Regions from separate parts of the Homo sapiens genome. Here regions 2 and 3 are each linked to region 1. Evidence: chromatin contacts called from ENCODE Hi-C or POLR2A ChIA-PET data. All regions are on one chromosome and are shown on one strand. Each heading gives the region's core, a stretch centred on a gene start or an enhancer-like site at or near the end of the contact. The rest is flanking DNA. Distances are from core to core; before and after follow the strand shown. Region 1 holds the start of DHX34 (DExH-box helicase 34). Region 2 holds the start of TMEM160 (transmembrane protein 160). Region 3 holds the start of SELENOW (selenoprotein W).

What was found. Hi-C counts contacts between places; a loop is a spot of excess contacts on that map. ChIA-PET counts read pairs that join two places held with the same protein, here RNA polymerase II (POLR2A). Pooled maps may share reads with other maps.
Region 2: a map of CD8-positive, alpha-beta T cell shows a loop between it and region 1 (11-fold over the local background). The contact joins the promoter of TMEM160 here to the promoter of DHX34 in region 1. A Hi-C loop is called at or near these places in 2 of 168 maps with a recorded cell type or tissue (CD8-positive, alpha-beta T cell and naive thymus-derived CD4-positive, alpha-beta T cell), 1 of 37 single-sample maps with no recorded cell type and 16 of 50 pooled maps. POLR2A ChIA-PET finds 5 or more read pairs at or near these places in 4 of 52 experiments (HEK293, HEK293T, HepG2 and 1 more).
Region 3: a map of naive thymus-derived CD4-positive, alpha-beta T cell shows a loop between it and region 1 (17-fold over the local background). The contact joins the promoter of SELENOW here to the promoter of DHX34 in region 1. A Hi-C loop is called at or near these places in 1 of 168 maps with a recorded cell type or tissue (naive thymus-derived CD4-positive, alpha-beta T cell), 2 of 37 single-sample maps with no recorded cell type and 12 of 50 pooled maps. POLR2A ChIA-PET finds 5 or more read pairs at or near these places in 2 of 52 experiments (GM12878 and H1).

Annotation. Positions count from the first base shown.
Region 1 is chr19:47,347,791-47,351,803 of GRCh38, forward strand. It overlaps DHX34 (DExH-box helicase 34), which reads left to right and starts at 1,525. Exons shown (of 17, transcript NM_014681.6): 1 at 1,525-1,562. RefSeq lists an enhancer at 1,365-2,269.
Region 2 is chr19:47,045,840-47,049,962 of GRCh38, forward strand. TMEM160 (transmembrane protein 160) reads right to left here and starts at 2,785. Exons shown (of 3, transcript NM_017854.2): 1 at 2,568-2,785; 2 at 754-846; 3 at 70-413. The coding sequence starts at 2,775. The coding sequence ends at 148. RefSeq lists enhancers at 2,213-2,282, 2,792-3,086, 3,210-3,727, 3,728-4,123 and a silencer at 2,563-2,752.
Region 3 is chr19:47,776,110-47,780,326 of GRCh38, forward strand. It overlaps SELENOW (selenoprotein W), which reads left to right and starts at 2,594. Exons shown (of 6, transcript NM_003009.4): 1 at 2,594-2,705. The coding sequence starts at 2,677. RefSeq lists silencers at 2,482-2,741, 2,752-2,891.

The sequences.
Region 1 (4,013 bases), core at 275-2,774:
GTCCAATGCATAACTCAAACAATATGCTGAAAACAGATCTTCGGATTTTCTCTCTAGCCTCTCTCCCACGTCTTCCTGATGGTAGTAGATGGTGACTCCATATTTCCAAATGCTCAGGCCAAAAACTTTAGAGTCCTTCTTTTTTTTAGACATAGAACTTTTTTCTGGCCAGGCACGGTGGCTCATGCCTGTAATCCCAGCACTTTGGGAGGCCGAGGTGGGCGGATCACGAGGTCAGGAGATCGAGACCATCCTGGCTAACACAGTGAAACCCCGTCTCTACTAAAAATACAAAAAATTAGCCGGGCGTGGTGGCGGGCGCCTGTAGTCCCAGCTATGCGGGAGGCTCAGGCAGGAGAATGGCGGGAACCTGGGAGGCGGAGCCTGCAGTGGGCCGAGATCGCGCCACCGCACTCCAACCTGGGCGACAGCGAGACTCCGTCTCAGAAAAAAAAAACAACAACACTTTTTTCTTTTTTTGAGACAGTCTGGCTCTGTCACCCAGGCTGGAGTGCGGTGGTACCATCATGGCTCACTGCAGCCTCAGTCTCTCAGCCTCCTAGGTTCAATCGATCCTCCCACCTCAGCCTCTTGAGTAGCTGGGACTACAGGCACACACTACCATATCCGACTAACTTTTGTATTTTTTTGTAGAAACAGGGGTTGGCCATATTGCCCAGGCTGGTGTGGAACGCCTGACCTCAGGTGATCCACCTACCCCGGCCTCTCAAACTGTTGGGATTACAGGCGTGAGCCGCCGTGCCCAGCTGTTTCTTCTTTCAGTTAATAAAAGAGAGGGTGCATTGCTGGCTAATGAGATTGTTTCTATACTTGGGGGTCTTCCTGAATGTGTGTGATTGAGTTTATTGCAGAGAAAGGTAACAGAAAATGGGGTTGTAGAAAGAAAAGAGGTAGAGGCTGAGTGAGATGCCCCACATCTGTAATCTCAGTGCTTTGGGAGGCCAAGGCGGGCGGATCACTTGAGATCAGGAGCTGGAGACCAGCCTGGCCCAAATCGTGAAACCTCGTCTCTACTAAAAATACAAAAATCAGCCAGGTGTAGTGGTGTGCGCCTGTAATCCCAGCTACTCGAGAGGCTGAGGCAGGAGAATGGTTTGAACTTGGGAGGCGGAGATTGCAATGAGGTGAGATAACGCCACTGCACTCTAGCCTGGGAGACAGTGAGACTATGTCTCAAAAGAAAAAAAAAAGTTCCTGGGCCCCAGACCAGCTCTCTCTTTGGGTTAAAACCCCGGCGTCCCGGAGCTGAGGCGCACGTGGCTATGCTTGGGGAGGAGAGGGCGGGGCCGGGGAGGAGGCGCTTGCAAGTCTGTACCGCAATGCCTCTACTGGCCTCTAGAGGGCGCAATCACTCGAGGCTCCGCCCCAAGCGAGGCGGGGCGGAAGCGTGCTGTGCACAGGCGCAAGATGGGTCTTGGGCAGCCCAGAGCTTCCGATTGGCTCTTCTGTGGTGGCGGGGCGGGGTCAGAACGAGATGGCTGTGTGCGCAGGCGCAAGACTAGCGCTCTTGGGACCGGAAGTTAAGGCGTTCGCGGCGTGTGGTAAGTGAGGGGGGCGGGACGGGTGTACCGGGTTGTGGCGGCGATGGCTGTCGGAGTTGGGCCGCTTGGGGGTAGTTTGGGGTGCGAGTCCAGGGGCGAGGGAAGTCTCGAGATGAGGAGAAATGTAGGAGGCAGCCGAAGGGCCGGCAAACGCGGACAGAGATGGCACCTGAGCGTCCCTGGGAGAACCTGGGCGACAGGCCAGAGACCGAAAGAAATGGAGGCACGAAAAGAAGCTTCGAGAAACTGAGGGACTGAAAGACGAGGGTGTTGGGAGAGGAGGGAAGCTGAAAACTAGAGAGCGTGGGCGAGAGTGCCGATGGGTTCCAGCGAGAGTCTTAGAGCCCACGAGGCCGAGAGGCGTGGTCGCCCATGAACTTGGGGAGTGGAGGGAAAAGTCGGAAACTGATCGTGGACACTAGAAACAGAAAAAATGGAATTTAGATGGAGAAACGAGACACTGAATCACGGGGGAGACCGAGAGATACGGAAGGATGGAGACAGTTGAAATAGGAAGAACCCCACAAAAGCTGGAGATAATGGAGAACGATGCTGAGAAATGGAAAAGCGAGGGAGTGGAGCCCGAACCCCTGGATTTGAGTGGCTCATGTAACACTCGGCTACTCACTTAGCCTCTCTATTGCTCAGTAAAATAGGGGGTGATCATAGTGCCTGACAGTCGTGAGAAAAGTGTGTGTGTGTATGTACATAGGTGTGGGATAGGAATAGATCATGCAGATAGGATAGGTCTGTGTGTTAATGTGAGTAAGTAAGCATGAGCTATTACTAAAGCTTCTGATATTGGGAGATAAAGTATTAGATGGGGAAATGGAGAGAGGTGGTGATGGAGAGTGAATACTGGAAGGACAAAAGGGAGGAAAAAAAGATTCAAACAGAAAATGAGAAAGGGCGTGGTGACTCACTCCTGTCATCCACAGCACTTTGGGAGGCTGCGGTGGGAGGATCACTTGAGCTTGGGAGGTCGAGGCTGCTGTACGCCGTGATTGTGCCACTGCACTTCAGGCTGGGTGACAGAGTGAGACCCTGTTTCAAAAAAACAAAAATGAATTTTTTTTTTTTTTTTTTGAGATGGAGTTTCGCTCTTGTTGCCCAGGCTGGAGTGCAGTGGTGCGATCTTGGCTCACTGCAACCTCTGCCTCCTGGGTTCAAGCGAGTCTCCTGCCTCAGCCTCCAGAGTAGCTGGGATTACAGGCAGGTGCCACCACCCTGGCTAATTTTGTATTTTTAGTAGAGACGGGATTTTTCCATGTTCGTCAGGCTGGTCTCGCACTCCCGACCTCAGGTGATCTGCCTGCCTCAGCCTCCCAAAGTGCTGGGATTATAGGCGTGAGCCACCATGCCCGGCCTGAAAAAGCATTTTTTTTTTAATGAGAAAGATGGAGAAAGTCAAATGGAGAACTGAAGAGAGATGGAGAAAGGAAGAGTTGGATTACAGAGAAAAATCAGACTACAGAATGACTCATAAGTGAAGAGAGATGCGAGCTGACTAGGACAGGGAAGAGAGATGAGGGTGATGATGAACAAGACGGACTGAAAAAGAGACAGAGGCCTGAAGATGGAGTGGAGAGAGATGGAGGGGACAGAGGGGGAAACAAACCCACTGAAGGCCATGAGCCCAGGGCAAATAGGCCAAGAGACCAAAAGATGGTCAGAGACACAGTTATACAGAAACTAGAAGATGCAGACAATCTAGAAGCCAAAAAAGATAGATACCTTGAGAGGAGCGGGATGCTGTCAGTGGGGCCCAGCATGCATAAGCAGTTTCTAGCCTCAGAAGAATGCTCTCATTTTCTTTTTCTTTTTTTTTTTTTTTTTTTTTTTTTGAGACAGAGTCTCGCTCTGTTGCCCAGGCTGGAGTGCAGTGGCTCAGTCTTGGCTTCCTGCAAGCTCTGCCTCCAGGGTTCGAGTGATTCTCCTGCCTCAGCCTCCCGAGTCGCTGGGACTACCCGAGTAGCCAGGTGCCCGCCACCACACCTGGCTAATTTTTTTTCTCCAGCCTGGGTGACAGAGCAAGACTCCATCTCAAAACAAAAAAGACTCCAACTGTAAGCAAAAAGGCATTTTCTGGTGTAGCTGAGAAGTGGGGGGTTGAAGGGAACTAAGCTTCAAGACCTAAATGATGTTGCCAAGCTTCTCTTCCTCTCCCTCTTTCACCTCTCCCTGTGGTGCAGTGACCATTCTTGTGCCTGTATCTAGTTATTTCTCTAGGATAGATTTTAGGAAAGACTCTGTCATGTTCCAGAGCTACCACAAAGAGCTCCAGGCTTATATCAAACTTGCCTGATTATGATGGATAAAATGAGAGCTTTTCTGTCCTAGCAACCGAGTGTAAATTCCACAAAAGGGCCCTGATTGGCCCTTCTTGGATCATGTGTCCGCTTCTCAGGCCAATCCTTGGTTAGAGGGGGAGTAGACTACTAAGACTGGCCA
Region 2 (4,123 bases), core at 1,535-4,034, 300 kb before region 1:
CCTCCTGCCTCTCCAGTTAGTCCGCTCCTCGCCGCCCTTCCCAAGGAACACGAACCAATACTCTGCATCTGGAGGAGGGGAGGTCAGGTTTAATGTCCCAGTCCTCGGGCGCTGTCCAGCGCCTGCCAGGCCCCACGGCCGTGTCGCTCACTCGGGTGGCGGCCGACCCGCCTCATCAGGGCCTTCCGCGGAGGCCGTCCCGTCGTCCTCGGGCACCAGCTCCACGTCCAGCTCCAGCTGCCCCATGTAGAGGCCCACGGCGCACGCCCAGAGCAGGCTGGCGGCCAGCACGGCGCCCGCGCCCACGGCCGCGCCCCCCAGCGTCAGCTGCATGGGTCCTCGCAGCGCCGCCAGGCCCACGGCGTACGAGGCGCTGCCCCACACCACGCACAGGCCGCCCAGCAGGAAGAAGCCTGCGGGAGAGGCAGGGTAGCAACAGGGCCAAGGTCGGGGGATGGTCTGGGAGCAAAGCCAGGGTTGAGGAGACAGGAACAGAGGCAGGGCCGTGCCAGGGGCTAGCCTGCATCTTTGAGAATCAGATCGGAGGGGAGGGGACCATAACCATGTCCTGGGCCACCCATTCAGATGGACCTAGTGCCTATGGGAGGGGTGTCTTCTGGTGGGGGAAGAATGGGGGTTCTATACTTACTACTGGGAGTGGGATGGGGTAGGAGAGTCTACTCTCACCAGGGCAGGTGATAGGGGCTCTGCATTCCCTGGTTCCGTGGGGCGAGAGGGGGGGTCTGCACTCACCATATGCTGCTTCCCGACCCATGTCACTCTGCATGAAGGAGATGACCCCGATGCCCGATGCCAGGAGGCCATTGCGGAACCAGGAGAGGAAGGCTGGAGGGAGGGGGACATGGGGGGATTAACATCACCCCCAACCCTACCTCCTCAATCCCCCTTACCCAGTCAAACTGAGGGGCCTCCCTTCAGCTCACCCCATCCCATCCAGCCGCAAGGCAAGCCCATCCCAAATCCTCACCTCTTCCAGGAAGCCGCTCACCTAACCATATCCCCCCACATCCTCTCTGGCCTCCACCTCAGTGCCCCTCTCCCCCAAACTCTGTAACACTAAGGATTCAAGGGCCGGGTGTGGTGGCTCACCCCTGTAATCCCAGCACTTTGGGAGGCCAAGGCAGGCGGATCATGAGGTCAGGAGTTTGAGACCAGCCTGGCCAACATAGTCAAACCCTGTCTCTACTAAAAATGTTAAAATTAGCAGGGTGTGGTAGCACGTGCTTGTAGTCCCAGCTACTCAGGAAGCTGAGGGAGGAGAATCACTTGAATCCAGGAGGTAGAGGTTGCAGCGAGCCAAGATCATGCCACTGCACTCCAGCCTGGGCGACAGAGTGAGACTCCGTCTCAAAAAAAATAAAGGATTCAAGATAGTCCCTGCAGAATGTGGAGGACAATCTAGGGGCAAAGTTGCAGAACCTCCATCTGAGGAGTCATCTTGGCCAAACCCCTCCCTCTACGTGTACCCCCACGGCCTGCCCACTCACTTCTTTCTCAGAACTCTGGGACAAACTGTTTCCTAATCCAGGCCGCTCTTCAGCCTCGCCCTTCTTTTCCTTCAAATGCCGCCATCTCCTACCGAGTATGGCCTGGGCCAATCCCATCCATGTCCTACCGAGTATGGCCTGGGCCAATCCCACCCACGTCCGTCCCCATTCACGTCCTTTACAAACAGCCCACCACACCCTATATCTAGATGCCCGGTCCTGGCCTAGTGAGGTGACTCACACCTATAATCCCAGCACTTTGGGAAGCCAAGGCAGGAGGATTCTCTGAGCCCAAGAGTTCAGACCAGCCTGGGCAACAAAGCAAGACCCCGTCTCTACATAAATTAAAATAGTTGGGTGCGGTGGTGTATGCCTGTAGCTCCAGCTAAGCAGGAGGCTGAGGCAAGAGGATAGCTTGAGCCCAGGAGTTCAAGGCTGCAGTGGGCTACGATTGCGCCACTGCGGTCCAGCCTCGGTGACAGAGCAAGACACCGTCATTAAAAAAATAAAATTAAAAAAAAAACAAACATGGCCAGTCCGCTCCATTCTGGACCTCGCCTCCGTCACAAGCCCCGCCCTCTGCAGCCTAGATCACCTCCCCCTCCAATCAGCAGAGAGCTTTCTCCCGATTGGTTGTCCCCTTCTCCAATCCTGAACTTCCCCCTCTTCTGCGGGGATCCACACTCCCGCTCTCTGCACAGTGGTGGCCTCTGCAATCGGGATGGACCCATCTTGTACCCAACTCCACAGACCCTAAGCTCTCCCTGAAGCCCCTCTCCCCACGGCAGGCGCGATTCTACGAGGCTGCCTCGCGCAACCCTACCACCCCCTCCAATCCCTACGGCGCCCCGTTACCCGGGGTCCTCGTCCTCCCCGCAAGCCCATCCCCTCTGCGGGCACCTGCGCTCTTGCAGTCTGCGCTTCCGTGCGCTCACACTGAAGCCCTTCTCGGAGCCGAGCCCGGGCCCCGTTTCCTGCAGAAGCCCCCGCCCCATCAAGGTCCCACGCGAGCCCGGGACCCCCGTCCCATCCGCACCGCCCCCACCCCTAGCCACCGACCTGTCTCGTGCGCTTTTCGGAGGAGCCAGGCGTCCGCACGATCCAGCTCGGACACTGGGGGCGGCGAAGCCCCGGCGCGGGGACCGTGGCCGGGGGCGAAGGACCCCCGGGCGCCCCCGCTCCGGGGCCGCTGAGGCGGCAGTAGCGACCTCCGGAAGCGAAGACGGGCAAGGCGAGCGGCCCGAGCCCACCACCAGCCGCCTCCCATGATTCGCACTACGGCCGCCGCGCGCCGTACCGCCCCACCGGCCTCCGGTAGGTTGCAACCCATGTCACTCAGGATGAATGGCTTACCCATTGGCTATGCGCTCGCCACTCAGGTCCGGCGTGAACTGTCCATTGGTCGGAATGGCAGTGATTCCCTCCTCTGTCATCTAGGCCGGTAGTGCCCGTCCCTCCTTGATTTTGTACCGGACTACGAATCCCAGCGATCATTGCGCTCGGGGAAAGCCGATATTCAGAAGTCGCAGGCGAGATGTCTGCTGGGAATTGTAGTTTTAATTCTATCTTTTTTAACGGAGTACATGCCGAGCACCTATTGTAGTTGTTTCTTGGTTGTTTCTCTTTCTTTCTTTCTCTTTCTTTCTTTCTTTCTTTTTCTTTCTTTCTCTTTCTTTCTTTCCTTCTTTCTTTCTTTCTCTCTTTCTTTTTCCCTCCCTCCCTCCCTTCCCTCCCCTCCTTCCTTCCTTCCCTCCTTCCTTTTTTTTCCCCGCCCCGAGACCGAGTCTTGCTCTGTCGCCCAGGCTGGAGTGCAGTGGTGCGATCTCGGCTCACTGCAACCTCCACCTCCCGGGTTCAAGCGATTCTCCTGCGTCAGCCTCCTGAGTAGCTGGGATTATAGGCATGCGCCACCACGCCCAGCTAATTTTTGTATCTTTAGTAGAGACAGGGTTTCACCATGTTGGCCAGGCTGGTCTCGAACTCCTGACCTCAAGTGATCCAACCGCCTCGGCCTCCAAAAGTGCTGGGATTACAGGCGTGAGCCACCGTGCCCGGCCAGGTCTGTCTCTTTAAGACAGATTTGTTTTCTTTGCCCTAACCCATTCCGGGATTCAGCTTTGCCTTCTCTCATCAGCATAAACCTTTTCACTAGCCAGGAATGTGAAAAATGTGTCTGGAATATTTTCAATTTGCACTTAATCCCATTTAAAGCTTCACATTCATTGCAAGCCTGCAGGCTATGCAGTGCAGTCCATTTGAACTCCCTCCTCAAGTGTAACCCCCTTGCTAGCTCCCCTACTTTTCCTCTTCATAAAATCCAAGCCCGGGCCAGGCACGGTGGCTCACATCTGTAATCCCACCACTTTGGGAGTCTGAGGCGGGCAGATCACGAGATCAGGAGTTCGAGACCAGCCTGACCAACATGGTGAAACCCCATCTCTACTAAAAATACAAAAATTAGGCATGGTGGCAGGCACCTGTAATCCCAGCTACTTGTGAGGCTGAGGCAGGAGAATCGTTTCATGCGCGTCCATGTGAAGAGACCACCAAACAGGCTTTGTGTGAGCAAGATGGCTGTTTATTTCACCTGGCTGCAGGCAGGCTGAGTCCGAAAA
Region 3 (4,217 bases), core at 1,344-3,843, 430 kb after region 1:
CAGACTGAGGTGGGTGGAGTCGACTTGAACTTTGCTTAGGGTTCTAAGAGGTAAAGACTAGGGGATCTGGGGACAGGGAAATCCCAGATAGAGTTAACCTTTTTTTTTTTTTTTTTTTTTTTTTGATACAGTCTCGCTCTGTCGCCCAGGCTGGAGCGCAGTGGTGCAATCTCAGCTCACTGCCTTCTGTCTCCTGGGTTCAAGTGATTCTCCTGCCTCAGCCTCCCAAGTAGCTGGGATTACAGGCGTGCACCACCACATTGGGATAATTTTTGTATTTTTAGTAGAGACAGGGTTTCACCATGATGGCCAGGCTGGTCTTGAACTCCTGAGCTCAGGTGATCTGCCTGCCTCGGCCTCCCAAAGTGCTGGGATTACAGGTGTGAGCCACCTCATCAGGCTGAGTTTATTGAGTTATCCCCGTGTGCCAGTCAGAGCTCTAGTTCTTCCTACCTGTATAAACTCGCTTACTGCTCACATCAACCATCTAATGGAAGTGCTGTTTTCATGTTGTTTCCTGCCCTTTGTCTCTACCTGCCAGATCACTCCCATGAAGGAAGGGACTTTGTTTATTTATTCATTGCTGTATCCCTGGAAACTGGGACTGCAGGTGGTTATGAAGTACCTATTTGTTAAATGAGTGAACATTTCCTGTAGGCAATTACACCCAACTTCCAAATGGAGAAACAGGCTCAGAGATAAGCCCCTGCACCCTCACTCCTCAACTCAACTGCCTGTTTCTAGCACTTTCCATGACGATCCCCTCTGCACGGAGAGGGTTCATGGGGAGTGACTATTGTTCTGTAATGAATGACCAGGCTGTGCCAGGTCCGGCAGTAGGCCTTTTCCTTTTCCTTTTTTTTTTTTTTTTGAGATGGAGTTGAGTTTTGCTCTTGTCGCCCAAACAGGAGTGCAATGGCGTGATCTTGGCTCACTGCAACCTGTACCTCCTGGGTTCAAGTGATTCTCCTGCCTCAGCCTCCCGAAGAGCTGGGACTACAGGCATGCGCCACCACGCCTGGCTAATTTTCATATTTTTAGTAGCGACGGGGTTTTGCCATGTTGTCCAGGCTGGTCTCGAACTCCTGACTTCAGGTGATCCACCCACCCTGGCCTCCCAAAGTGCTGGGATTTCAGGTGTGACCCACTGTGCCTGGCCAGGCCTTTTCCTTTCTTTCTTTTTTCGAGACAGTGTCTTACTCTGTTGTCCAGGCTGGGGTGGCAGTGGCACAATCACGGCTCACTGCAGCCCCAAACTCCTGGGCTAAAGTGATCCTTCCACCTCAGCCTCCCCAGTAACTGGGAGTACAGGTACATGCCACCACACGGACTAATTTTAAAAGTTTTTGTAGAGATGGGGTCTTGCTATGTTGCCCCAGCTGGTCTCAGACTCTTGGGCTCAAGCAGTCCTCCTGCCTCGGCCTCCCAAAGCATTGGGATTACAGGTATGTGCCACCGTGCCCAGCCGCAGCAGGCCTTTTGTTTTTTTAGAGAGGGTCTTGCTTGGTGGCCTAAGCTGGAGTGCAGTGGTGCAATCACGGCTCACAGCAGCTTCCAAACTCCTGCGCTCAAGCGAGCCTCCTGCCTAAGCCTCTCAAGTAGCCTGGGACTGTAGGCACACACCACCACGCCCGGCTGATTTATTATCTATTTATTTATTTGAGGTGGAGCCTCGCTCTGTCACCCAGGCTGGAGTGCATTGGCCTGATCTTGGCTCACTGCAACCTCCGCCTCCCAGGTTCAAGTAATTCTCCTGCCTCAGCCTTCCGAGTAGCTGGGACTACAGGCACGCGCCACCACGCCCATCTAATTTTTGTATTTTTAATAGAGACGGGGTTCCTCCATGTTGGCCAGGCTGGTCTTGAACTCCTGACCTCAAGTGATCCGCCCGCCTCGGCCTTCCAAAGTGTTGGGATTACAGGCGTGAGCCAACGCACCCAGCCACTAATGTATTATTATTATTATTCTGTAGAGACGCAGTCTGGCTATGTTGCCCAGGCTGGTCTTGAATTCCTGCCTCTGCCTCCCAAAGCGCTGGGGTTACAGGCGTGAGCCACCGCGCCCTGCGGCTGCAGGTCTTTATAAGGCAACTGTGGGCCCTGGACCGCTCCCTGAAAACCTCCCCCTCAACTCCCTGTCTCCTCCCTCACCTGGTCTACCCCGAATCCTTCCCCTCTCGCCCCCTCGCCCTCTCCAGGGGAGGTGAGGGACTCAAGAATCGCGCCCTGCTTCTGTCCCCACCGCGCCGTCCCCAAGCCCACGCAGTGAAAAGACCACCCTTGAGGCTGATTCCGGGTCCAGCTGGGAGCGGCCAGCCGTAAATCACCGCCCCCGTGGGCCGTACCATTCTGGCCGGGGGGACCTGGGAGGGGACGCGCGGAGGGCTTCCCCCGGGGACTGCCTGTATCGAGACTCTCTCCAGCCCAACAGGAGGATGGGAAGGAGACTTGTGTGGGGGCCTCGGGCTGGCGGGTCGCGGGTTCCTTATCCTCCGCCTTGGCGCCTCTCCGCCCACCGCCCACCGCCCCTCCCTGGCATTGGTTGGCGCCAGGGGAAGCCGAGGCTCCATCCTTTCTGCGCAGGTTCCCGCCGCACTCGCGCAGACCTAGCGCGTCCAGGTGGGAGGTTAGTGTGGCCCGGGCGTCCGCTCCTCAGCGGATGTGGCAGCCCCGAGCCATGGCTCTCGCCGTCCGAGTCGTTTATTGGTAAGCCCAGCGGCCAGCGGCCCCCGTCCCCGACCCCCGCCGGGACCCGATTCTCGGAGCCGGGGTCAGGGAGCCCCGGGGAGAGGACCCATGGGAGCCCTTGTATGGGAAAAGGGAGCCCCTGTATGTGGGTGGGGTGGGCGTACGGAGGGGCGAAAAACAGAGGGCGGTCGTCCCTAGGCCCCGTCTTCGACTTGTGACACGCTGGGCATCTCGGGTTATAAAAGGTGGGGCTGAGACGAGTGTGTGTCAATTTCGAACCCCCGACTCCGGGGCTCCGCTGGGGAAGGGGCTGGGGGTCAGCTTTGTAAAGGGACCTAAGGCTCCTCCACCCTAAGGCTTCCCCTCCCCCAATATCCCGAACAGTCGCGGGGTGGGGACAGTGAGAGCCCAGAAGGTTCGAGAATGTCTCAGCCTGTGTTTCAGAAGCACTTGAATTGTTGGCCTCTGCCCAGTGGGTTCCCTTGGCCACGAACCCCACTCCTTTTCTGGCCTCAGTTTTCCGTCTGTGGCAAGAGGGAGGCTCTGTGTCAATACCGAACACGCTTAATTTCTGCAAGTCTCAGGAAGGGTATAATAGGATAGGATATAAATTACGTTCTCTCCACTCCCCAGCACCTAATACTGTGTGGCATGCTGTAGGTATTTAATAAATACGTGTTCAATGAATTTATCCTCCCAGGAATCCCTTAAGAGAGGGGAATTTTAGGCCAGGTGCCGTTGATCACGCCTGTAATCCAAACACTGGGAGGCTGAGGCGGGTGGATCGCTTGAGCCCAAGAGTTCGAGACCAGCCTGGGCAACCCAGGGAGACCCCCCCCTCGTCTCTACAGAAACTTAAAAAGTTAGCCGGGCATGGTGGCGCACTCCTGTAGTCGCAGCTGCTTGGGAGGCTGAGGCAGGAGGATCACTGGAGCCCGGAAGGCGGAAGTTGCAGTGAGCTGAAATCGTGCCACTGCACTCCATCCTGGACAGCAGAGCGAGACTCTGTCTCAAAAAAAAAAAGTAAATTAAAGAGAGGAATTTTAGTTCTATGTTACAGGTGAGAAAACTGAGGCTGGGACTGGGGTGGGGGCAGGTCAGTAGCTTCAAGTCTGGACTGCAGGTGACAGGGGTAACTGGAACCTGGGTTTGTCGGCAGCTTTCCAACGTCTCTGCCTGCTCGACAAAGCAGAGGCAAGAGTGACATTTTGAGACGCCTACCAGGCCTGTACACCAGATTCCAGTCCCGAAATAGCCTGCTGTGGGGGTTGGGTGAGCCTGTATTTCACCCTGGGGACTGGGAAGGTGTTCAGAATCTAGGAGCTGCGGGGCCGGGTGCGGTGGCTCCTGCCTGTAATCTCAGCACTTTGGGAGGCTGGGGCGGGCCGATCCCCTGAGGTTAGGAGTTCGAGACCAGCCTGGCCAACATGGTGAAAATACAAAAATTAGCTGGGCGTGGTGTAAGAATCCAGGAGCCGCAGGGTTTTCCTTGGAGTGCTGCGAGGGCTGTGGGTGAGGGTGGTGGGCACA